Linked DNA regions of Mus musculus: regions 1 and 2 are each linked to region 3. A link is a loop called in an ENCODE intact Hi-C map of the cell type or tissue named here. Cell type or tissue: heart. All regions are shown on one strand.

Region 1 (8,000 bases), 170 kb after region 3:
TGTGCGGAGACGGAGACAGCCCGGGGAGGCTCCGGAGACAGGAGTGTGGAATTGAAGCTCTGCTTGTCAGTAGCGGTGATTCCACTCTGTCACGAGTCTTTGTGATCAGCCACAGAGCTGCGAGAAGCAAGGTCTTTCTAGATCTTTCCTTGCGATCGTGTCTTCCTGGGATCGTTGTTCATTTAGAATTGTGCAGCCCAGAAACAGTCTCGTCTGTTCTCATCGATTTTTTTTTTTTTTTTCTAATGAGAGTGGGAGCTAGTGGCCTTTGGTGGTTCATGTCGTTCCTCGGGACACATCTGCAGTAGAGGAAGAGGGTCAATATGTATGCTGCAGTGTCTGGTGACTGGATTTCTGAAGAGTTGTTGGTGGCCAGAAGTGCTGGATCCTAATTAGAACAGGCTTTCCTTTCCTGGGAACTGGTTCTGTGGCTTTAAGAACTCCTAGTCCTGCGGGGTAATGACTTGTGGTGCAAGGGAGGGTGTCCACTGGCCGGTGACAGCTGGGTGAGATGTTTCAAGCAAGCTGGGGCCTGTTCTATGCTGGAGCTGCAGCTTGCCTGAGGCTTGAGGTCCCCTAAACTTTGGGAGTGGGCTTAAGTAAGGCTATAAATCACATTTTGACTTTTACTGCAGTGGAAATGGATGCCTGAAGCCAGGTGTGGGATTCGGTCTGAAATCCCAACAGGCAGGCTGAGGTAGGAAGATGATGGTGACTTCCAGACCAGCATGAGCCATTTTCTGAGACTCCCATCTTAAGGAAAATAAAACCAACAAGAGGATGCCCATCTTTGGGTTTCATCTGACTTATAAAATACTAGCATGGGAAGAATCAAAGAAATATAGAAACAAAAAACAAAAGCAACAACAAAACAAAAAAAGAAATATAGCAAAGGAAAACATAAATATATCAGTTTATACAGATAAATTTATTATCTAAAATAATAATATATTGTAAGAATTTATCTACCTTAATCTCTATTTTTTTCTAACTTTCCTTCATTCATTTGTCCACCCACTGGGCATACTCCCTGCATAGAGCACTAGGCTTGGGTGGATGTGGGCAGTTAGGCGTGAAAGCCCAGCCCCAGCCCTGAGGTTTCCAGTCCAGCTGCTGGTTAGAGATCTGCTAATGATTAAGATAAGGGAGAAAAAAAGCAACTGGGTTTTATATGCAAGTAAGGAAGAATCACATTCTCAGAACGAGTGGTAGGAGGAAACTAAGCCTTCTAGAAGTTGGTCTAGGCTCCGAGTAGGACCAGAAGGCTCAGTGCCTTCACTTTAGGGAAGTGGCAGGCTTCGTTGTAAATAGTAAGCCTACAGAAGTCAGTGGCACACACAGAAAGCTTGAATTGTGGACTGGACACTGTTGGTCAGGAAATAAATACCACAGCAGGAAAGTTGAATCTGTAGACACTCTGCTAGGATAGAGAGGTCATCCAGGCTAAAGGGACAGTCCGAGCCAAGGGAGGAGTCACAGTCACTAGTGCATTGAAAGTTGCAAGCCCTGCAGCTTGGTTGGTGAGGTCTGGGTTGACAAGGGTGAGATTTGAAGGTATAGCCCACCTGTGCATTGTGTCAGGAAATAACATCCTTAGTGCTTCCTAGAAGGGCAGTGAGGGGTAGACATGTGAAGGTGTTGTATTGAGGTTCGGTATTTGACAAGAATACCAATTAGAAAACTGGCCTTTGCTGACCGAGAGAACATAGCATGTCCAGTGGAGGGGAGGAACGCAGAAGTTGGTTCTTGGTGACTCAGTGTGGGGTGGGATGTCCTCAGCCCAGTGGAGAACACAGGAGGGAGGGAGACCTCTTTGGATCCATTGTTTTGAGGACTGCTGAGTCAAAGATGCCCATCAGGGAGTTGGGTATTCAGATACAAAAGGAATTGTAATTAAAAGCAGAAGTGGCCTAGGAAGATGTCTGGGTGGTTAATAGCACCGGCTCTTCTAGAGGAGCTGGGTTCAATTCCCACATGGCAGCTCACAGCTGTCTAAACTGCAGTCTCAGGGAATCCAATGCTCTCTGCTGGCCTTCTCCAGGACCAGGGATGCATGTGGTACGAACATACATGCAGGCAGAACAGCCATATATATGCATAAGATAAAGGAACAACAGCAACAACAAAGCAAAACAGCGTTTAAGATTCCAAAGCAAACAGTTTTGCAGTGTCTGCAGAAAGTGTTGATGTGGTGTAGCTGGAGCCTAAGGGAAGAGAGGAGAGTGAAAGTCCAGGCCACACAACACTCAGGATGATGTGTTAGTCAAATTTGGGATTTGTTTACAGATATTATTTTCCCCTGCATACTTTATTGTTTGAATGAAATATGAAAATATTGGCCCATGACAAGCCCAATAGTAAACTCAGAAGGACTTGTAGTGGGTTCGTCTGTGCCTACCGTAAGCCCTAATGAGCGCTTGCCTCCTCCTCAGCTGCTCCGAGGACTCCGGCCAGTGCTCCTGCCTGCCCCACATGATTGGGCGGCAGTGTAACGAGGTGGAGTCCGGTTACTACTTCACCACCCTGGACCACTACATCTACGAAGCCGAGGAAGCCAATCTGGGGCCTGTAAGTAGGGGAGCTTCCGACAGCTTGGTGGAGCAGCACTTTGGGGGTAGGGGGGGAGGGCAGGCTGTCAGGGGATACAAGTGCTTCATAAAGATGTCACTTAAGTATTCTTTTAGATCTTGTCAGCACGGAAATAAGGGTGAAGACATGCTGTGGTATTTAAATGTGAGTTGATCTGGAATACACAGGGAGACTTTGGAGAGTTCTCTAATAAGGCTTTTGGTTGGTGTGTCTATAAGAATAAGAATTTTCTATTCTTCTCTGTATTTGTGCTCCAGAGTAATTGTAGATCTGACATCCTTTAGACCCAGATATACTTTGCTTACCACCCCAAACTTTACTGATGTTAATGTATGCCTGGTCCTTACGCTTAACTGAAGCTTAACCGAAGCACAGCTGCCGTGGAGACTTTTTCCCACGTGACATGTTGACCTGATCATCCTCACAGCATAACTTCTGACTTGCAATAAGGAAGAAAGAAACTGCCAGAACTCTTAAAGTCCTAGGCTGCCATCCCCTGATACTCTGTAGTCACCAGTTCCTGGGCATGTTCACAGAGAGTGCCTCTTGGTGAGGACTTGGTGGTGGCCAATAACTGTGAATATTCTACCAGAGTGGACTTATCATTAATTAGGGAGGACTCACCAGCATATCACACTGCTTTTGTGTACTTGGCAAGAGGGAGGAGGAGAAAGAAGGGACTGCCCAGGACACTGCACTAGATGCTGGAGTATCTTACCACTTCCAGACATGCTCAGAAGCCAATGCGGTTTTTTTCCCCTTTGTTTAGCCACTGGTATGTCATGGAAGGTACATCCCAGACTTTCGGCTTCCATCTCCAATGTTCCGAGATGACTCCAACAACAAATGTAAAAGCAAACCAATTACTTGTGTTTTCGAGAGGAAAGAGTAACAAACCTAAAGACTTACTATCTTCAGGGAGTTTGCAGCTAGGAGACAGAAATGGTTTTGAATCTTTGGACTTTGGCTGTGAGGTGTAGGTGAATTCCATTTCGTACAAAGAATAACTAGTGTCCTCTTGTCCCCCCAGGGAGTCATTGTGGTGGAAAGGCAGTACATTCAGGACCGCATTCCTTCCTGGACAGGACCTGGGTTCGTCCGGGTGCCTGAAGGGGCTTATTTGGAGTTTTTCATTGACAACATACCGTATTCCATGGAGTATGAAATCCTGATTCGCTATGAGCCACAGGTGAAGAAAGCCATCAATATGCATCATGGTGGAAGGGGGGGGGGGGTTCAAGGGATTGTAACTAGAAAAACACTACTCCCAATAGCTTCTAGAACATTCTGTGAAGACAAGTTTGCATTGAAATAGATAACAGCCACTGTTTTCTCTAACCTCCTCCATGCAACTTTTTGAATCCAGCTTCTTATTCAGCAGTCTCCTGTTAGGCCCCTAACCTGGCTGAGTTACGGAGGTAATGATGCTGTATCAAAAGCTTTCCTCCCCCTGAACATCGCTGCCCAATGACTGTTCCCCCTAGTGTAGTAAAAGGCCAAAAGTGACATTATAACAGAAAAAAGTGGCACTGGGAGAGTCATGTACAGGGCACGGAGCCAGAGCTTCTAGAATATTCCCTAAAGACCCAGATGCAGGGCAGGAGTGGGAATTCCCAGATCTAGGCTTATTATGATGAGTGGGAATTTTTGTTAACTGGTTTTTGTTTAGTTTTGTGTTTTTCTTTAGGGACAGGGTCTTGCTTTGTATCTGAGGCTAACCTTGAACTCAAATCCTGCCTCATTCTCTTGAGTGCCGGGATTAGAGATGTATACGAAGCGCAATAGCCCCTAAGGAGAGTTTTGATCAACTGATCCAAAGGGAAGAAAGGAGATGTGAAGAGGGGTTTGCTGAGAATCACTCTTAGTGCCAGATACAGGAAATGGCCAGAGCTGCTCTTGGAGAAAGGACCAGGGTCAGAAAAGGCTGTCTTGAGCAGGAGGTGGTCCTTCCGTGAGCCTTACCGGGAGGAAGCAGGTGTTAGTCGGGTCTGCAGCTGGGTAGTAACAGAGGAAGCGTTAGGGATGGAAAGCAAACTGTCTGCTTTCTAATGACTCAGTCACTGTGGAGAGGTCCTCCCAGTTGGACTGACCACAGTGGGCTCGCACAGATACTCCTTTTGATTCTTTGTTTCCTGTTCTAGCTGCCGGACCACTGGGAGAAAGCTGTCATCACTGTACAGCGGCCGGGGAAGATTCCAGCCAGCAGCCGATGTGGTAACACCGTTCCCGATGATGACAACCAGGTGGTGTCCTTGTCACCGGGCTCAAGGTCAGTCGATGGGGTCTTAGAGACTGAGTCACTGGCTATGGAAGGCCCTCTGTTGGACGATCACCATAAGCTCTTGTTTTTTCTTCCTGTTGCTATTCTTGGGAGCTTAAACTTTGCTTTTTTTTTTCTTGTGTTTCTCCCTTGTCTGGGGGCAGATACGTTGTCCTCCCTCGCCCCGTGTGCTTTGAGAAGGGAATGAACTACACGGTGAGGTTGGAGCTGCCCCAGTATACGGCATCGGGCAGTGACGTGGAGAGCCCTTACACGTTCATCGACTCGGTGAGTACCAGGCTCCTGTCAGTCAGAGCCTAGTAGAAAGTACCGAGCTGCCACCCCAGTATTGTGTGGAGGGACAGAGCTGGGCAGGGAGGCAGAATGGGCCCTCTCTGCCTCTAGAGCTTCTTTGTCAATAGCAATAGGGTGAAAGTTCAGATCCCATTTCCTGGTGAAAATCCTTGCCCAGAACCCACCAGTCCTTGAATGTGAAAACCTACCAATTCCTGAGCATAAAAGTCCTACCAATCCTCACCGTGGAAATCTCTTCCCCCCAAATCCCTATATAAGCCTGTCTCCTACCCCGTTACCTGCTGCTTCTCCCCATAGCAGAGGCAGCCACCTTTTGGCTCCCTTTCCTTCAGAGTTGTGAACAGCTTCCTCTGGGTAGCCTTTCCCTCTCAGAGCTAGAACACTTACAATAGGGTTCTACTTTTCTGGGTAGGTTGTGTTCAAACCACTTCCCCACAGATCCGTGAACCTCTTCAGCAACAGTTGTTTCAAATCCCCCCAAGCAGTATGAAATCTGTCTCAATATTTTCTGGACAGAGTATGTATGACTGGGAAGGGTTCTCTAAGTCAGGAGTGTCATTAGCTTCTCTTCCCAGCGCAGAAGGCTGTTGTATGGTTTTGGCATGGGCACATCCATGGGATCATTGTGTTATTCTCATTCACTCGTAGCTTGTTCTCATGCCCTACTGTAAATCGCTGGACATCTTCACTGTTGGCGGCTCAGGCGATGGGGAGGTCACCAATAGTGCCTGGGAAACCTTCCAGCGCTACAGGTGTCTGGAGAACAGCAGGAGTGTGGTAAAAACACCCATGACAGATGTCTGCAGAAACATTATCTTCAGCATTTCTGCCTTGATTCACCAGACGGGCCTTGGTAGGTATTGCTTGAGCCACTGCAGAGGCTACAGTTAGAGTGTAGTTACAGAGCCAGTGTTTCTGACACCAGGAGGTACAGTGAGTGGGGTACAAACCTGTACTTCCTGCGAGGCAGCTTGAGGACATGAGATCTTAACCAAGTTTGCCTTTATTATTATAAATGTTTTAGTTGGCCTTTTAATCTCAGTACCCAAGACAGAGGCAGGCAGATATCTGTGAGTTTGAAACCAGCCTGGGTCTGCATAACAAGTTCCATCCAGGACTTTATAGTAGATAGAACTTTGTTGTGAAAAATAAAACAACATGGAATCCTCATTAAAGAAATTCACAAAGAGGGGACCGTGATGTGGTTTAGCATACACGCTGTTCTTGTAGAGGTCCCAAGTTCCGTTCCCAGCACCCACACCGGGTCGCTCACAGTCGCCTGTAACTCCATTTCCCAGGCATCCAGCAGCCCTGCCTCCATGGGCCCTAAACTCATGGTGTTCTTAGCCATACCAACATACACATAATTAAAAATAATAAATCTTAAGTGTACACGTGAGAGGTGTTGGGTTTTATAGAAAGATAGGAGGGAAGGAATATGTTTAGTGTAGGTACTGTAAGGTGTTGGGGAAGAGGGTGCCTCTGCGGTCCGTGCGAAGGCATCCCTTCCCCCTGAGGGATCAGCCACGGGATGGCATAGAATAGAATAGAGTTTATTCAGGGAATGGGAAAGGGGAGTTGAGGTGGTAGAGACAGAGAAAGGCAGAGAGAGTAGAGGAGTAGAGGCTGGCCATGAGTGCGTGGGGAAGGGGGGAAGGGAATGGAGAGAGAAGGGGAGCTGGAGCAAGAGGTCAGAGCGAGAGAGCAAGAGAGAGAGAGGAGGGGGCGAGCAGCCTCTTTTACAGTGAATCAGGCACACCTTGCTGTTGCCAGGTAACTGTGGGGCGAAGCCTAGACTAAATGCCAACAAGAGGTAACTAGACACACTGTATGAGGATGTAGCCTGTCTGTAGGCTGTGAACATTGAGGACTGAGAGTCCGGGAAGCATCAGCTAATGGAAAGTTTTCTCTAGGAAAGATCAGACCAGCTTCAAAGGTCACAGGAGTTTAATGTCATCAGAGAGTTGAGTTCTGGAGCTAAGGGGAGAAAACTGTAATGACTTCCTGCCTAGAAAAGCGCTTTGATCTGCCAGGGCAGCTGGTTGGTTCTCTCCCAGTCAGCACAGGGGTGATGTGTTTAAACCGAACTTTTCTGAGCCAGAGTAGGGAAAGGGTCAGGGCGTGTTGAGGGAGAGACAGGGCCAGTTGCAAGGAGGTGCGATGTTCTGCTCCTGCAGTCAGCCTAACTGCTCTCTTCCCTGCAGCTTGTGAATGTGACCCCCAGGGATCTCTGAGTTCTGTGTGTGACCCCAATGGTGGCCAGTGCCAGTGCCGTCCTAATGTGGTTGGAAGAACCTGCAACAGGTGTGCCCCGGGCACCTTTGGCTTTGGCCCCAACGGATGCAAACGTAGGTGTTATCGGAGACTTTGTAATGAATTCCTGTGATGGTCCCCGGGGGGGGGGGGGGGGGGGGATTCCCTGGCTTTCAAAAGCAGAATTCTGCTCCGAACCGGATGGCATGAGCCCTGAGGCACAGTGAATGTGGCTGGGCACAGGTGACGGCACGTCTGTCTAGCTAATGAGTTTTTGTTTGCTTTGTCTGCAGCTTGTGACTGCCATCTGCAAGGGTCTGCCAGTGCCTTCTGCGATGCGATCACTGGCCAGTGCCACTGTTTCCAGGGCATCTATGCTCGGCAGTGTGACCGATGTCTCCCTGGGTATTGGGGCTTTCCCAGCTGCCAGCCCTGCCAGTGTAATGGTCATGCTCTAGACTGTGACACAGTGACAGGGGAGTGTCTGAGCTGTCAGGACTACACCACGGGCCACAACTGCGAAAGGTATGTGGGCACCACCTCGGGAAAGTCAAGATAATAGAGTAGGCATGTTGACTCGTGG
Region 2 (8,000 bases), 150 kb after region 3:
CTTAGATATGACAAGTCACACACCATAAAATAATCTTGGTCTCTTCTCTGTGGATTTTGTTTCTTCCCATAAATAAGAGGAAAACCCCAAACCACCCTACTTTATCAGGCTGTGAATCTGAAAGGAATGCGCTTTGGGGATACCGGTCGCAGTGCCTTTGTTACAGGAATGTTGCTAGTCTTGCTTTGTGCTTTACCTGGTTTCATTATTTCTCTCTTAGTTCTGAACAAACATCACAGGTTTTCAAAAGCCTAGAAGAGGAAAAACGTATAGTTGCTCAGCTAATACTTCACTCAAAAGGAACTGCCCAGCGTGGTTTTGTCCGACGGTTCTTTTTAGCGAGTTAGATAAGGCTCATTGCTATGATTGCCCGTGTTTTTCTTTAGCATTCCAACTAACTCATATCCGTTCCAGTGACCACTTTTTCCCCCTCGGTCGGCTTGGCCATTTTCCAGCAGGCAAGTTTATTTCAAAAGGTCCTACTGACTTCCTGAGAATATACCAGCTGTAGCATGATTCATTCTGACACATTCCTGTCTTCCAGACTTCTTTGCTTGGGAGGATGGGCCCCGGGGGCATCTCCTTACAGGGACTGTAGATCAGTCCTCTTAAGCCAGGGCGGCTTCTGCGGGGTCTCTGGGGGGTTAGGGGAGGAGCCTCTTCTCCCTGGAATTCCAGTGGCTTTTTTAGTGTGTTCAAGTGGGTCTCTGACCCTCAGGGCACCATGCACCGTACAGCTTTGTTTGTGCAGGCTTTTCCCCTGGAAGGGGAGAAGTTTGTGTTTGTTCAGGGACAGGCTGAGTTATCTGATGGGTTCTTTGCCTCAGAGGCAGAAGTGTATAGTGGAAGGTCGCTTGCTTGCACCAAGGATGAGTTTCCCTGACTTGGCACGCGTCACCAGGTGTGATGCTCACCTGCTTTCTTTGCTGTCAGTTGGGGGGCGGGGGACATGTAATTATTTGTATTTCTTCTGTGTCTTTGCAGACTGACCCCCTACTGTGCACTGCAAGTGTGTGTTGGGGGAGGGGGTGCCTTTGGCTTGGAGGGTTGGGGGCAGTGGGTGTGGCTTCCCGAGCAAGCAGTATTGAGAGGGGCCTTCTGCCAGATGTCTGCGGCAGTGAACAGATCCAGTAAGCAGAACTCCAGAGTGATTTATGGAGAACTAAAGAAGTGCAAAGGATGCCCCCTCCAGCCCCACCCTCACACTAATAACTTCAACTCCAGTTTTAAGACACAAGGGGAAACTTGTATGAGGGGTTTGAGGACCATTTAAGAAGCTGTTCAGAGGTGTTCCCCGTTGGTCTCACCATTTCCTTTACTGCTGTAAAAATGCAGGTGTGGAGAACGTGACCATCCAACTGGACCTGGAAGCAGAATTCCATTTCACTCATCTCATCATGACCTTCAAGGTAAGGAATCCATGCTGTCTCGGATGCAGGCTCCAGAGCTGGGCGACTGCCACGTCCAGAGACAATGTTTCTTATGAGTTGGCCTAAATGAGAACTTAAATGTTAATTGTTGTCCTAAGTTGGGATAATTGTGTCCCTTTCAAAACAGGGACATGATAACTGCCCTTCACATGTGCTAGCTTAAGTAGATTCTTCATCCTAATTTATCTATAAACTTTTAATTAGAGACCCCTTTCTTTCTCCCATTGAGAAAGGCAGCACTTGACTCCCTTCCAAACCACGATAAAACATTTGCAGAGTGCATCTCCGATCCTTCATGGTTAGAGTCTACGGCTGAATTTGGTAACTGAAAACAAAGTAATGTTTCAAGTCTTAGGTTCCAAGATTTTGCCAAAACTGGGGGAAGAGTTTTACAGTTTCTAAAGAAAAATGCATGCCTTTTTGAATGCAGTTTTTTTTTCCCCCTCTCCATTTTTCTTTTCAAGATGTAGAATGACTCTAGGACTAGGGAATGTCTCTATACAAAGTGCCTTTGTTGCTGAAGCAGCTGCCTGAAAATGACAGGCTTCACATGGCTCAAAGTACACGTTGGCACACACAAAACTCATGATTTAATTATTGCTCCCCAGATGAAGATCACCTTTGGGTAGTTTTCAGTTGGAGTTGGGGACTTGCTGGCATCCTCTCAGATTAGGAAAAGGGGCGGAGGATCAGTTTACCTTGCTGGCAAGGAACCATGGAAATCTCGCTTCTGTCTGGTACCCAAGTATGAGAAGCAGAGGAGGAGCAAGGGCAGGCGTGGGAGTCAGAATGCAACTAGGAGGGGCATCAAGCTCTGTGGTTCCCAGGCCTCTGTACCTCACCCCTTTGCTGTCCCCCAGTGGTCCACTGTGACTGATGGGGCAGGCAGGGTGATGGAGACACCAAATGCAGCAGACAGTGGTTGGATAAGGGCTATTACTAGCTTATCAGGGACTCCTTGCTGCCTGCGGTCTCCATTCATGGGCCACACTACACCTTAGTGGTTAAATTTAAACTCTGTCCCACATGAAGATGTCATTTTTATGTTTTGTGACCTTTAAAATATTTACAGTCCTCTTTATTGATGTTCGTGGCACCATCTTACTTTGGAGAGAGCATCTGCTACACAGACATGGATGGCTCTGAGTTCATTTATGCTCAAAATCCTTAGAGTGCATATTCTGTGGAATAGTGGGCCAGAGATGAGATTCTGTTCTACACCTAGGTGCTGAAGGTTAGTCTGAGAAGGTGCTGAGGTGTGGACTGTAGGTACAGGATGTGGACCTCAGCATGAAGGACAAGGTTCATCCTTCCAGGTTCCAGCTTCTGTGAGACAGCAGGACCCACGCCAGAGCCGCGTTTGCCATGCTCTGGGCCGGCTAGTCTGTTAGCTTGTATTGTGAGAAGACTTTTCCTTGGGAAACAAAACACGTTCATCTACTCATACCCCAGATAGGAAACCCCTGACAGACCAAAGTACCCGTGCTGATGCTACCAGAATCCAGCGCATTGGTGAACCAGTGAGTTTTATTGGAGTTACAGGAATTGATGGGAAAGTAACAGTTACTTATAGAAATGTGGGTGAGGGGTTACTTACAGGAGCAGAAATGACTCAGATAGTTGCAACTCCAAGGCCCACTTCAGCATTGATGACAGCTCACAAAAGCTGGGAAACCTGGAACCCTCTGCACAGCCTGCAGGCCACTGAACAGGTTAGAGAGCGTCCTTTCTGTGTGCCTCGGTTGATCTAAACCTCTTTCAGGCAGCTCAGCTAATTACTGCTTGTCTCATAGTTGGTTCTGTCTGAGAGTTTTCTTTGCTGCTTGGCTTGCTCCTCTCAGCTTATATTTGGGACCTAGAGAATCTGGTCAGTTTCAGGGACTTCCTGGAGCTGTTTTGAGTTGTTTCCCTTCCTGCTCAAGGAGCTTCCTTCAGGATGGAATCTTTAGTTTAAATCTTGGGAGGAAAGTATTACATAACAGCCTGGCATAAGGAAGAAACTTCAGGAGCGGAGACCAATCGTACCCTTTACCTGGGCCAGGAGGGGTGAGAAAGATTTCAGAGGGAAGATATAAAGGAAAACTGCCATTGGTCTGAGAACAGTGACCTTTGCTGTGCTCTTTGGGCAAGGCTTGTTCAATAAGTACTGCATCCACTTGTTTCAAGGTCAGGGAGGTGAAGAAAGTAAGTATGGAGAAGCAGGTCCCAGTCAGCAGGACCTCAACTCTTTGCTGAGGAGTGGGAACTTCATAGGCAGTAGGGAGCCACAGACTTGGAGGTCACAAAAATAATTTTGCAAGGAAACCCGCCATGATGGCACCAAGCCCGAACTTCAGAAGTTGGGTCTCGGTGGGTTCAAGACCAGCCTGATCTATATAGCAAGTTCCAGGCTAGACTGAGATACATAACCACAACGGGTTTTGTTTTTGTTTATTTTATTTTATTTTATTTTATTTTATTTTATTTTTGAGCTGTAGATTACAGGGCATTTTAAATTTCCAAATGTCAGGAGCTCACCGGTCCTTGGAACACTTGACTGTGTATCCACATGCTTCTATACCCCACAACGCTTTGCCCTGGCTGCTCTGAGAACCGCTGCAGAGAAGAGGAGGCCCCTACTTCCTGCGAATGGTTGCTTGGGTGCTTTAGAATCTGAGGCTGACCTTGAAGTGGAGAAGGCGCGGAGGCAGGTCAGGGGAAGGAAAGGGTTGTGTCCAGGATAGCCGGGAAGTTGAAGTCCTTAGGAAGATGTGGGTCTCCCTAGCAGTACTGTAAAGGAAAGCGGGGACAAAGATGAAGAGCTCATGTTTATCCTCAACCACTCTGGCTGTGGAGGTGGCTGCTTACGAGGTGGATTAGCTTGTTTATATGCATGTGCCAGTATGTTGTTGTTATAGACAGATGTTTCCAGTCTCTCCTGGTTATTATGCGTTCAGCGGTCCCTGTGCAGCCCTAGAAGGGGCCCGAGAAGGTTGGTGACTAAGTACGGCGGTGGGAGTGGGGAGAGGCTTCCGTCCTTTAGGTGAAGTGTGTGGTTCCGGTTTCCAGCAGCTTCTTAACTCCACAGGAAATTGGATGACTGGGCAGGGTCCCTTGGGATTTAGAAGTTTCCAGAAAGTGAGAGACAAGGCAGCACAGCCAGGACAAGCAAGCTTCTGTGTGTTTCTTCTCTGCTGTCTAAGGATGCGGAGATATCTGACTAGGTGTGCCCCGCCCAAGCCTCTTAGGCCTTCCCAACTGGGAGCGTGGCCTCATGGGATTGGCCATGCCTGCACACCTGCCAGTCCAGGTTCCGATGGTCAGAGCAGCTTCTCCGTTCCCCTTCTAAAATCCTTAGTCTACAGTTCTCTGCAGTTTGATAGAAACATCGTTTTCTTCTGCCTTGCCTCCGTCAGGCAGGGTTATCAAGGATGCTAGCAAGTAGGTTAGCAGATTTTTGCTAGTTCCCAACATCAGGCTCTGTAAAAGCTCTGTCTGCCAAGTGATGATCTTACTTAATTCAGGAATTCATATTTACTTAAGCTCTGTTTTCTAGGCTGGCTGAACTTTCCTTTGACTTTTCTCCACGGCAATCTGGCTTCCTCTTCCTAAAGTGCGCACAGCATGTTCATGGCTGGGAAGCATCTGCCCGTGGCCCATTTCCATCTGCATTCTTTCTTACGTTTTACTCTTGACTGTGTCCTTCATGGCCTCCTGAAGTCCTCGGTGTGTTTTGAGGGGTTTGTCTTGTTCCTATTCCTCCCCAACCTTCTGCCTGTTCGCTTTTCTGCTTAGGCCACTGGCTGGGGAGGAGGAAGGTACGCATGCGTGAGCACACACTCGGAGCTGAAGCGAAAGGTGGTGACTGTTGCCGGCTCCTGTTCTCCCGTGTCCAGCCTGTTGGGCATTTTCCTAGAGTGCTGGCCTTTCTCTTGCCATTGGCTTTGTTGGAGGAAATTCAAGTATTAAGTGATCGCAGTGACTCCCAAATCCACACTGCAAAGCTGAATGCCATGCCCACATATGGCTGCCCTCAAACGAGGTTGAGAGGCTCGCTGCTCGTGCCATTTTCAGCCCAGCCACCCGTGCTTTGGGGCCTATCTGCTTCTCCTCTAAGATCTAATAGATCGAGTGTATGTAACTCAGTGCAGTGTGCTGTCACTAACAGGACAGTAGACTTCATCTCTCTCTGTCCATGTTATACCTTTAGAGTGTGAGACCTTCTTCATCTTTTCTTTGGTTCCTCTGCTTCTTGTCATCTTCCATGTTTAATGACAGTGCTGTCAGAGTTATTTTCTATGTATAAGCTTTCATTTTGTTAGGTCCCATAAATCTTTTAGTGTTCTCACTTATATGGCAAAAAGGCAAAGAAAGTCTGTTAGCATGTCAAACAGTAATGCCCCCCTGTGCTGCACTGGGCATTGAACCTGGGGCCACCCAGAGCTGAATCCCCAGCCCGAGATCCAGTTTGATGTCATCCCTCTGAAATAGTCTCTGGTTTTTGTTTTTCCTTTAAAACTACTTACTTTTGTGGTACAGTATGCATATCAGTATTCCCCATTCTTATGTGTACCACTCAGTGATGTTAGACATACTCAGGATAGCGCAAGACTATCACTGCTGTCAGTTTCCAGAACTTTGTCATCACCCTAGATAGGAACTTGAACTAGTCACTAAATAGTCACCCCTGCTGTCTCACCCCTCTTCCCCATGACCCCTTTCCATTCCCATCTAAAACCCTAGGTGTTTCATATACATGAAATCATAATATTTGAAAATGTATATGGCTTATTTCACTTAGCACAGTGCCTTCAAGGTCCTTGTATGTTACAGAGAGTATGGCATCCCTTCCTTTTGCAGCTAAATTAGTCTATTGTATTTATCACATTTAGTTCTTTCATTAATTTATCTACTTATTCACTTTATATCCCATTATACAACCCCTCCTTCCAGCCCTACCACAGTTCCTGCCCCCTTTCTTCCCTCACCTTCTCTGAGAAGGCAGAACCCCCACCCCCCACCCCCAATCACTCTCCCATCCCCACCCTTGGTACATCAAGTCTCTATAGGACTAGGTGCATCCTCTCCCACTGAGGTCAGACAAGGCAGCCCAGTTGGGGAATGGGTTCCACAGGCAGGCAACAACTTGAGGGAGAGCCCCTATTCCAGTTGTTGGGGGACCCACATGAAGACCAAGCTGCACATCTGTTACCTGTGGGGGTGGGGCAGGAAATCTAGGTCCAGCCCATGCTTGCTCTTTGGTGGATGGTTCAGTCTCTGGGATCCAGAGGGTCCAGGTTTGTCAACTCTGTTGGTCTTCCCGTAGAGTCCCTGTCCCCTTCAGGTCCCTCAATCCTTCCCCCAACTCTTCCACAAGACTCCCAAGCTCGTCATTTGACTGTGGGTCTCTGTGCTTATTCCATTGGCTGCTGGGTGGAGCCCAGAGGACAGTTACTCTAGGCTCACATTGTGTTCTTTACCAGCTAATAGGCACTTTGGCTGTTGCCATTCTTGGGCTAGTGTGAGTAATGCTGCTTGTTTTCTCACATTTCCTGTGATGGTACTGTGGTGCTTGACATATTATTGTACAATGACTATGATTTTTATGTGTGTGTGCTCCTTATTAAACTGTGTGTAGCATATGGATGTTATATAAGCCACAGGCTATATCATCTATGGAATGATTAAATGAAGAAGTGAGAAAGCAAGCATTCAAAATTAGTTCTCTCCTGGGCATGGTGGTTAATATACCCAAGTGTGTTTGCTACAAGGGCCTGTTTATAATCAGCTTCAAGAAGGAACAGTTTACTGGTCTACCAGGTGGTTGCTACAAGTGCGGCCTTTCAAGAACAGTCTCCACAGAAATACCAAGCACACAGTCAGCTTAGGCACACAGGAGGGACAAAAGGACAGAGTAGCAAGCAGAACCATGGAATGAGACTTTCCTCCTGCTTTTAGACATTCCGCCCAGCCGCCATGCTGATCGAGCGGTCTTCTGACTTTGGGAAGGCTTGGGGCGTGTACAGATACTTCGCCTACGACTGTGAGAGCTCGTTCCCAGGCATTTCAACTGGACCCATGAAGAAAGTGGATGACATCATCTGTGACTCTCGATATTCTGACATTGAGCCCTCGACAGAAGGAGAGGTTTGTATGCCTCTGATTGAGTTCTCTACTTGCTAGTCTGCCTTTTGATCATTGCAAAAATACCAACCCTCTGATCTATTTTTAGGTAATATTTCGTGCTTTAGATCCTGCTTTCAAAATTGAAGACCCTTATAGTCCAAGGATACAGAGTGAGTTTGTTTTGAAATACATGCTTTGGTGGGAAACAGTACTTACGGAGGGTCTCATCCTACCCAGTGCTGTGTGGCCCGATATCTTGATACTCAGTCCTACATACACCTAGATCTTCTTCCTTTCTTTGTGGTCTTCCAAAAAAAAAAACCCACTTCAAATTACCAGTAATCAGGCTTCACTGATAAGAAACACATTTTGACTATGTCAGCAGAACTCCAAAAATCAGACTGACCATGCCACCTTCTGTTTTTGATGCTCAGTATATAAATTAGAGTACAGATTAAACTGCTG
Region 3 (8,000 bases):
AAGAGAGAACTTACAGAGATGATGGAAGAAGTCCACATTTTGATCGTGAAGAGAGTTATAGGGGTATTTGTTCATCTGGAAAAAAAAGATATGCTTAAAGTAAATGTTCTTTGTTATATATTTTGTATCTTAATAAAGCTGATTTTGAAAGAAAAAACCTGGACACAAGTATTAGTGTCTATTTTATAAATGTTTCAGTTTTCTCTTAGCCTGGCTAGCTCCCAAACAATTGAGACAGGACTGTTTCATTTACTTAACAGCTTTAAGGAACAGCCACAGTCTCCGAGAGACCCTTGCAGTTTATGGTTTTCTCTGCTCCACCTGCTCTCTTAAGATGTGCCCTTGACCCTCTCTGCAGGGTTGAATTCCCACCTCCCCTCTCCCTCCCTCTCCCCTGACTAGGAGGAAGTCCAGCCCTATTCTCTGCCCTGCTCAGCCATTGACTGATCAGCTCTTTATTGACCAGTCAGGAAATAACTGGGGAGCAGTGTTTACACAACATTGAGACAGGAGAGTTGCAGAATAAGGATTGCAATCAGATATGAGGGTGAGGGGACACAGTCGTCAGAATTTGAATAATACGAGGATAAGCTTTACACAAGGCACAACAACATGATGCCTACATACAAGTGACTCCTCCCCTTCCGGGCTCTCTTTCATTCTTTGGTCTGTTTATCCCAAGATGGGGCAGAGTGGGAGGGGACTCCTGGTTCTGCCTCACCTTCATGTGAGGGATCAAGCCTGCCATTTGAGAAGTCTCTGGTGGCCTGCACCTCCACCTGCTCAGTCATGTGTGCTGTTGTAGGTCAGACCAGGGTTACAGAACATACCCAGACTTTTCTGGTTGGGTGGCCTCGAAGACCCAAATGAGATGGAATTTGAGGACCCAAATATGGATCAAATCCAAGATCTACTCGCCTATCTTAGAAATGAAGTATTAATTTATTTCTGCTCATCCAGTTCGTGCAGTTGTTACATTTGTGTTCTCAAGTCAACTCCCAAATCAGTCCCCAAGATCCTTGCCACAGAGTCACTCCCAATCCATTCTTCGCATCCAGACTATGAGATGTGACCCTAATACAGAAGGGGCTTGTCAGCTATGGCTCTGTGACAGGGCTCCTTTGGAGTCTTTCTGAAGCCGGACCGTGTCTGCATAAGTGGATTTAGAGGAGTCCTGTTCTGGAGCAAACTGCCAAGATGGAGGATTATGTGAGAGCAGAGCCTCTCATCTCTCTTGAGATTACTGTGTGTAGCAAACAACATGCATTTTCACAATCCTTACAGTTCTCATGATCATGAGGCTAGATGTTACAGAAGCAGATCCAAAGTTTCCTTGCCCTCCTGTAGACATTAGACCTGGTTCTGCCTCCCAGCCTGATGCTCTCAGATATAAAGTCTCAGACTCTGGCCACATGGCCAGTTACCTGTGTTCAGGTACCATGCATCCATCTCTTCACATCTCCCCCAGCAGATCTTTCTGTGCCTGGCTCTACCCTGGAATTCTTTCTGCCTTCCAGATGTCCCATCTTCTATGTCCTTCCTAAGCCCTGGGCCATCAGATTTATTGTTGACAGGTGCCATATCCACACAGACATAAGATATTCTCTCTACACCCTTCCCCTGAGTTGCCAGTTGTTTAATAAAGCCCTTGTTATAGAGGTTGTCAGGAGTGTGTCTGCATTTCTGTCTCAGTAGAAGGACACATGGGAAGGTGGATGCCATGTCTCACCACCTCTGCTTGGGGAGGATGCTCATTGACAGGAACTTCAGATCTCAGTCTCTAGAGAAACCCAACAGTAAATCCTTTCTGGTTCTCCCCAGTTGTCATTGGTGCTGTCCGAGATAGTCTTCCACATTCTCACTGTGGGAGGGGTCTATGCAGGCAGGCTCCACTCATTGGTCCATCCAGGGCTTTGGCAGCCTGAGTAAGCTCTATTGGGCATGAGACCTTAGCTTCATTCAGGTTCAGCAAATCCTGTAAAAGCCTGCCTAGCTTGTCTTCCAAGCTAAGCAATCTTCCACACAACCTGTCAGGATTTGTAAGCCTCCTCATGCCCAAAGAAGTCTCTGTAGAGCCCATGAAATGACTCTGAGTCTGAGCAAATTTCTACTTCATAACTGTCATTTTACTACTACCATGAATCTTAATTTAAATATTAGATATGCAGGATGTGTTTTCATTGTTACAAATTGAATGTAAGTAAAGCCTCTTGAATAATCACAAATAACAAAATGTATTTATTGGGAAATATTTACTTCTAATTACAAGTAAATGAAATTTGGTCTTGAAGCACGATGTAGCATGGGTAACAGACTTAATATAACAGTAAACTACATCGCTGCATTTTGCAGCAGTATGCCTAGAAAGCCAAAGTCAGCAGGGAAGGTTGGGATTGCTTCTTTCTCACCAGATCAGAAATTCTCCCAGCAGTCTTTGCAAAAGCACAATAAAGATCATTTTCCATGATATCTACTTCCAAATATATCTACTTTCATATTTAGACTTGATACCCAACAAGCTGGAAAACCCTGTTTCACAAGGATATGCTGTTGGAAATGGAAGAAAAAAAGAGCAGCCTCAGACAGAACAGGGTATAACTGCAAACACTTGATCCAGATTATGTGACTGACATTGGAGAGAAATCAGGTAGATTCTGAAAATACAATGAAATTCTGTCTACAAGCATGTGCAAACGTTTTTTTTTCACAGAAATTATCATCGCAATCCTCTGCCTGGCTCAATGTCATGTCCCTCAAAAGAAAGAAAAAAAGATGTTGCCTACCAACTTTTTTTTCACCTACCTTTTCCCCCCAAAGCTGAAGTTCCGTTTGGAGTTATTGGATCTTTTCAGAGAAATTGGGGTGTGTTGCATTTGGTCCTTGTAATGATAAACTTAACTAACTCAAGATAGCTAAGGTCTCAAGCTTTTTTTTTTTTCTGCATTTCACTTTTATCCCTGAAAAGGTGCTTTGAGCTGTGGTCTTGATTTCTGATTAAAAAGCATTTTGAGTTTGTCACGAAGCTCAAAACACGTTTTAAAATTTTTCATCTCCCCAGCCATCTCACCGCAGCAGCTGTGTTCACCAAATATGAAGCTTCAGTGGCTGCTATGTTTTGTTTGGGGTACCTGCTGCCGGTGTCATTCGACTGTCCGGAGTCCACTGCCATTGCTTATAACTAGCTGGTATCCTTGCCGGCAAAGCTTGGACATTTGCAATAATAGCATTTTAGTTTGTGCAGCTTCATAGACTTGACTGATAGGACTCCATGGCAAATAATATGTGGCAGTTTCTCAGTTGCTGCTGAAATTATTGCGGTCACACCATACTGTAAAAACTCCTCCCTACAGTTTCTTAATGTTCTTCTCTATGCAATCGATGGTCATGGGATGGGTTTCTAATGAAAACAATGTATGACAATAGGTTTAATAATACTAAAGATAATACCAAGTGGAGTCTGGTCCATACAGTTCATTGAAGTGTCCTATGACTTACCATTCTCTGTGCTGGTTGTTTGTTTGTTTGTGTTGTTGTTGTTGTTTGTACATACCTGTTACTACCACAAGGTGGCAGTATTCACATTAACCACAAAAAAGACAGCAGCCAGATTAAGTTTCCATGGTACAGATTTTTTTTTTTTTTTTTTTTTGCAGTGGTCGATAATATCACAGTACATGATTTTACATTTACTCAGTAGTATTATTCATGCAGTGTCTTTTTACCTCCAATATTGCTGCTTTCAACAACATAGCTGCTCTCTACTGTGTGACTGGTCTACATAAGTACATTATGGTGCCAACCCTGTCACACCTGTATTTGTTCTGTGTGTATGTGATTGGTTTGGTGCAATGATGCCATCACGCCAGGTAATTGTAAGTGGGTGTATCTTCATGTGGGCAGACCCACCTAGAGATAGAGTAGTGATGTCTCAGTTTCTAAAAGCAATGGAAATATACATTTTTCCCTCTGGTCTTAAGTGACTACTAAAGAAAGGTCACTTGACTGCACAAAAGGGTCATGACCCACAGGTTGGGAACCACTGAGTTAGGTCCTTCCATGGAGACAGATACCCTGAGACTAAGTGAAGATTTAAAGGAAAGGGGGGGGGGGTCATGATGAATTATAATGATTTATTTGAAGCCAATTTTTGAAATTCAAACATTTAATGCTTCAGATTTCATTATAAAGCTCCAGGCTATACATGTCAAGATAGGATAAAAAAAGATCAGTGAAAGAAGCTCATTAGGAGAATCACATACTTGAAAAAATAAAATGTATTTAATATATCATGTATACATCTGTGTATGTGTGGCTTCTGTGTGCAATTACACATGTGTGTTCAGGAATGTGTATACTGTGTGTGCGTGTGTGCCTGTCTGTCTGTCTGACTCATCTTCAAGAGCTCCTACCACCTCCTTTGAGACAAGGTTTCTTGCTAGCTTGGACCTCACCAATTAGGCTAGACTATCTAGCCAGATAACTCTAGAAATGTGCCTATCTCTGCCTTACCATGCAGGGATTACAACACATACATCACACTTGGAATTTTATGGAGATTTGAGAATCAAACTCAGTTCCCAGTACTTACAAAGAGAACTTTACCAACTGAGATCCCTGAACAAATGCTTTTTATGAAATTCAAATGTTTCAGATAAACTTAAAAGCTATGCAAATATTTGGCACTCGACAAGGACTAATCAAATAAATGCAAACCCATCATTTGGACAAACTGAAAATTTCCTCAGATCCTCTAATAAAGTCTCTATAAGAAACTAAATATTAGCCTTCGGCATCCTACTAGCTACCATATTGTGGGAATTTTGTTTTCTAAATCACTGAATTGGGTAGTTCAGCAAGTGCTTCCCACAAGCATATTTGTGTGTAATGCCAAAGATACCCTGCATCCTCCCAGAAGTGCGCTTTCTGATGTCAAGAGTAAACAGATAAACCTCACTTGTGGGGAAGACTCAACATGAATAGTGGTATCAATTTAAAACACAGCCATCACTCAGTCTCATCTCCAGCCCTGCAACAGATCAGCAGCTGCATCTCTGCTCCCACCCCTTCCCACATCTCCTGTGGGTCCCACAGACCATCCCCTCCTCACACTCATAGCTATGCCCCAGCCTCCAACTCCAGCAGGCACCATGTGCTCAAGCACAGGCCAAGCCAGCCAGAAAGACAGGTAGGCTGCCGGCAGACCTCGTCTCTCTCTATTCCCCCAGACCCAATCGCTTAGTTTCCTTAGTGCTACAACAGCTGCAGACCTTCTTATTGATGACAAAGAAGCCAAAACTAAACAATGGGAAAAAAGCATCTTCAATAAATGGTGCTATTCTAACTGGATGTTTGTATGTCAAAGAATGCAAATATATCCATATCTATCACCCTGCACAAAACTCAAGTCCATGTCAAAGACCTTAACATAAAACAAGATACCCTAAATATGACAGAAAAGAAAATAGGAAATAGCCTTGAATGCACTGGCACAGGAGGCAACTTCCTGAACAGAACACCAACAGCTCAGGAACTAAGATCAATGATTAATAAATGGGACCTCATGGAACTGAAAAGCTTCTCTAAGGCAAAGGACACTGTCAGTAGGACAAAATGTCAGCCTACAGAATAGGAAAAGATCTTCATCAGCTCTACATCCAATAGAGGACTGATATCCAAAATATATAAAGAACTCAAGAAATTAGACATCAACAAACCAAATAAACCCAATTAAAAATGGGGTGCAGAGAATTCTTGACATAGGAATCTAATGGCCGAGAAACACTTAAAGAAATGTTCAATCTCCTTAGTCATCAGGGAAACGTAAATCAAAACAAAGCTGAAATTCCATCTTAACACCTGTCAGATGGCCAAGATCAAAAAACCCAAGCAACAGGTTGTGCTGGCAAGGAAGTGGAGCAAGGGAGACACTCTTCTACTGCTGATGGAAGTGTAAACTTGTATAATCACTCTGGAAATCAATTTAGCGCTCTCTCAGAAACATGGGAATAAATCTAATTCAAGACCCTCTCTACCCCTCCTGGGCATATACCCAAAAGATGTTCCACCATACCACAAGGTATGCGACCATGTTCATAGCAGCTTTATTCACAATAGCCAGAAACTGGAAACAACCTAGGTGTTCCTCATTTATACAATGGAGTATTACTCAGCTGTTAAAAACAATGACATCTTTGGTGACTTAAAACTCTCCCTGAAGACGTACTTTTGAAAGGAAACGCTAACACATTTTGTAACATAGCTGATCCTTGGGGACATCCAGTTAAGTGCAATACGCCAGTCACAGGAGGGCAGACCGTACATGACACACTTACCTAAGATGCTTAGTCACAGCTGTATCCAGGAGGCTCAGTAGCAGTTGCTAGGGTAAGATGAGGACTTGCTCAGTGGACAGTTTCAGTTTCACAAGTTGAAGACTGTTCTGGAGGCTGACTACACAACCTGAACCCAACACTTAAAAATGGCTAAGATGGAGCATTTTATATGTATTTTTTACAGCAATTTATGAAAATATTTCTCAAGTGATGGGAAGGGACATCTCAAACAGGTCTAACATGAGTGCTCAGCAGGCAAAGGAATAGCTCATGAGCTGAGTGCTTCTGTCCTATTTGTCACCTGAGGAGCCTGCAGAGTGCTCTGCACAGGAATGCAGTTCACCCCAGTGCAGTTTGGGGTGGCTCTCTGACTGCACCCACCTTTCTTTGGGATAGGCTGTTCATGTTGTAAAACTTTAGTGCCCGGAAGTTCATTTGTTGGTATCTCTGTAATAGTTCAGAGGTATTGATCCCCAGAGTAAGAAAAGTCTCTGAAGCTCACTTTCATGGCAGAAATGTGACCGATGGCAATGGCGAAGTGGCCTTCCTCCCCAGAGCTTCCCCACAGAAGGTCCCTGACAGTGTATTCTTTCATTCTGGCAATACACCTCCATTGCCGCCCCACTTCCCTTGCTGACTCCTTGAAACTTTGCATTCTGCCTTCGTTCCAGTCAGGACAGTTTGACCTGTATTTGGCAAGAAGCTTTCAGTCTGGATTTTGCCCTGTGAATGGATTCCTCATGGAAGAGAGAGCAGAAGGCCATGACTTTATCCCGTGTGACATTTGACTGTTCTCTGCAATGCAGACCTGATGTCATTTCAAACCCAGATCACAAACCAAGCACACATCACAACCTCACAGAACTCAGGCTATGGCTAGAATGAGGGTTTCAAATTGTGCTGCTTTGGCCATTTTATTGAAAAGAAATCAGTATGCCAAACTTTCTACATTTGGAACAGAATAAAGCACACGGGTAGGAGTCTGGGGTCCAGAATAGTGTTGGGGTTTTCACACTGCCCAATGTATAGCTGAACAACTGACTGGCATCTACATGATTGGGCCCAAAGAAAAAGGCAGCATAAAAGAACCATCCAGAAAATGTGTTCAGGCTTAGCTTTCTGAAAACTCCCCCTCTGGATTCTCTACTAGCCATGCCTAACCTTTTTTGGTGGTGTGGCCCGAAGTTGTCATCTACAACACCGGTAAGAATGAGTGACACAATCTAGTTATCAAAACAAAACATCACAATAAACTACTTAATGTTTTAAGTGAGTTTGTGGTTTCTCATTGAGAGGTATTCATTGATAGCCTGGGGCACAGGTGGAGGTTAGGCACACCTACCAGGTTTTCATAACGTTTTATGTAATGCCTTCTAGCCCCAAACCTTCTTGCAGCAGATAGAACTCATTTGCAGAGAGAGAGAGAGAGAAAGAGAGAGAGAGTGCAGGGGCCTAGCTTTCAGTAAGTTATTCTCTTATGACAATGGTCTTCTGCAATAAACCCAGGCTGTATACGCAGCTTAAATCTCAGAATTGGAAATTTGCCTAATTTCAGGCATTTCAAAACCTCCTACAAGGATTGCTCTGACAGCTGACAACTGAAGTTAGGATGGTGACATCTAAGCCATCTAAGCCACAGTGAGTAGCATGAGAGAGTTCAGAAAACAG

The links. Peaks named below come from ENCODE experiments on the same cell type or tissue, not always from the same donor. Only the 100,000 strongest peaks of a DNase experiment are listed, where the experiment ranks them.
Region 1: a loop joins it to region 3, with 2.2 times the contacts of the local background. A loop is called at or near these places in 4 of 42 quality-filtered maps.
Region 2: it touches region 3 in a loop (2.8-fold over the local background); 8 of 42 quality-filtered maps call a loop at or near these places.

What each region holds. Positions count from the first base shown.
Region 1 is chr12:31,295,194-31,303,193 of GRCm38, forward strand. It overlaps Lamb1 (laminin B1), which reads left to right. Exons shown (of 33, transcript NM_008482.3): 13 at 2,433-2,568; 14 at 3,620-3,778; 15 at 4,731-4,858; 16 at 5,014-5,137; 17 at 5,813-6,017; 18 at 7,369-7,512; 19 at 7,711-7,942. Among named protein-coding and RNA genes, the nearest start is that of Lamb1, 34 kb to the left of the region's middle. In heart, a CTCF peak has its summit at 4,899; DNase peaks (open chromatin) are centred at 488, 4,688, 7,288 and 7,868; H3K27ac peaks cover 3,097 bases.
Region 2 is chr12:31,271,095-31,279,094 of GRCm38, forward strand. Lamb1 (laminin B1) reads left to right here. Exons shown (of 33, transcript NM_008482.3): 4 at 1,336-1,409; 5 at 7,368-7,556; 6 at 7,642-7,705. Among named protein-coding and RNA genes, the nearest start is that of Lamb1, 9.8 kb to the left of the region's middle. In heart, no CTCF peak of the experiment used is centred here; DNase peaks (open chromatin) are centred at 507 and 4,537; H3K4me3 peaks cover 1,192 bases; H3K27ac peaks cover 1,575 bases.
Region 3 is chr12:31,122,693-31,130,692 of GRCm38, forward strand. It overlaps the pseudogene Gm9356. Among named protein-coding and RNA genes, the nearest start is that of Gm40361, 4.6 kb to the left of the region's middle. In heart, a CTCF peak has its summit at 3,545 (motif pointing right); no DNase peak of the experiment used is centred here.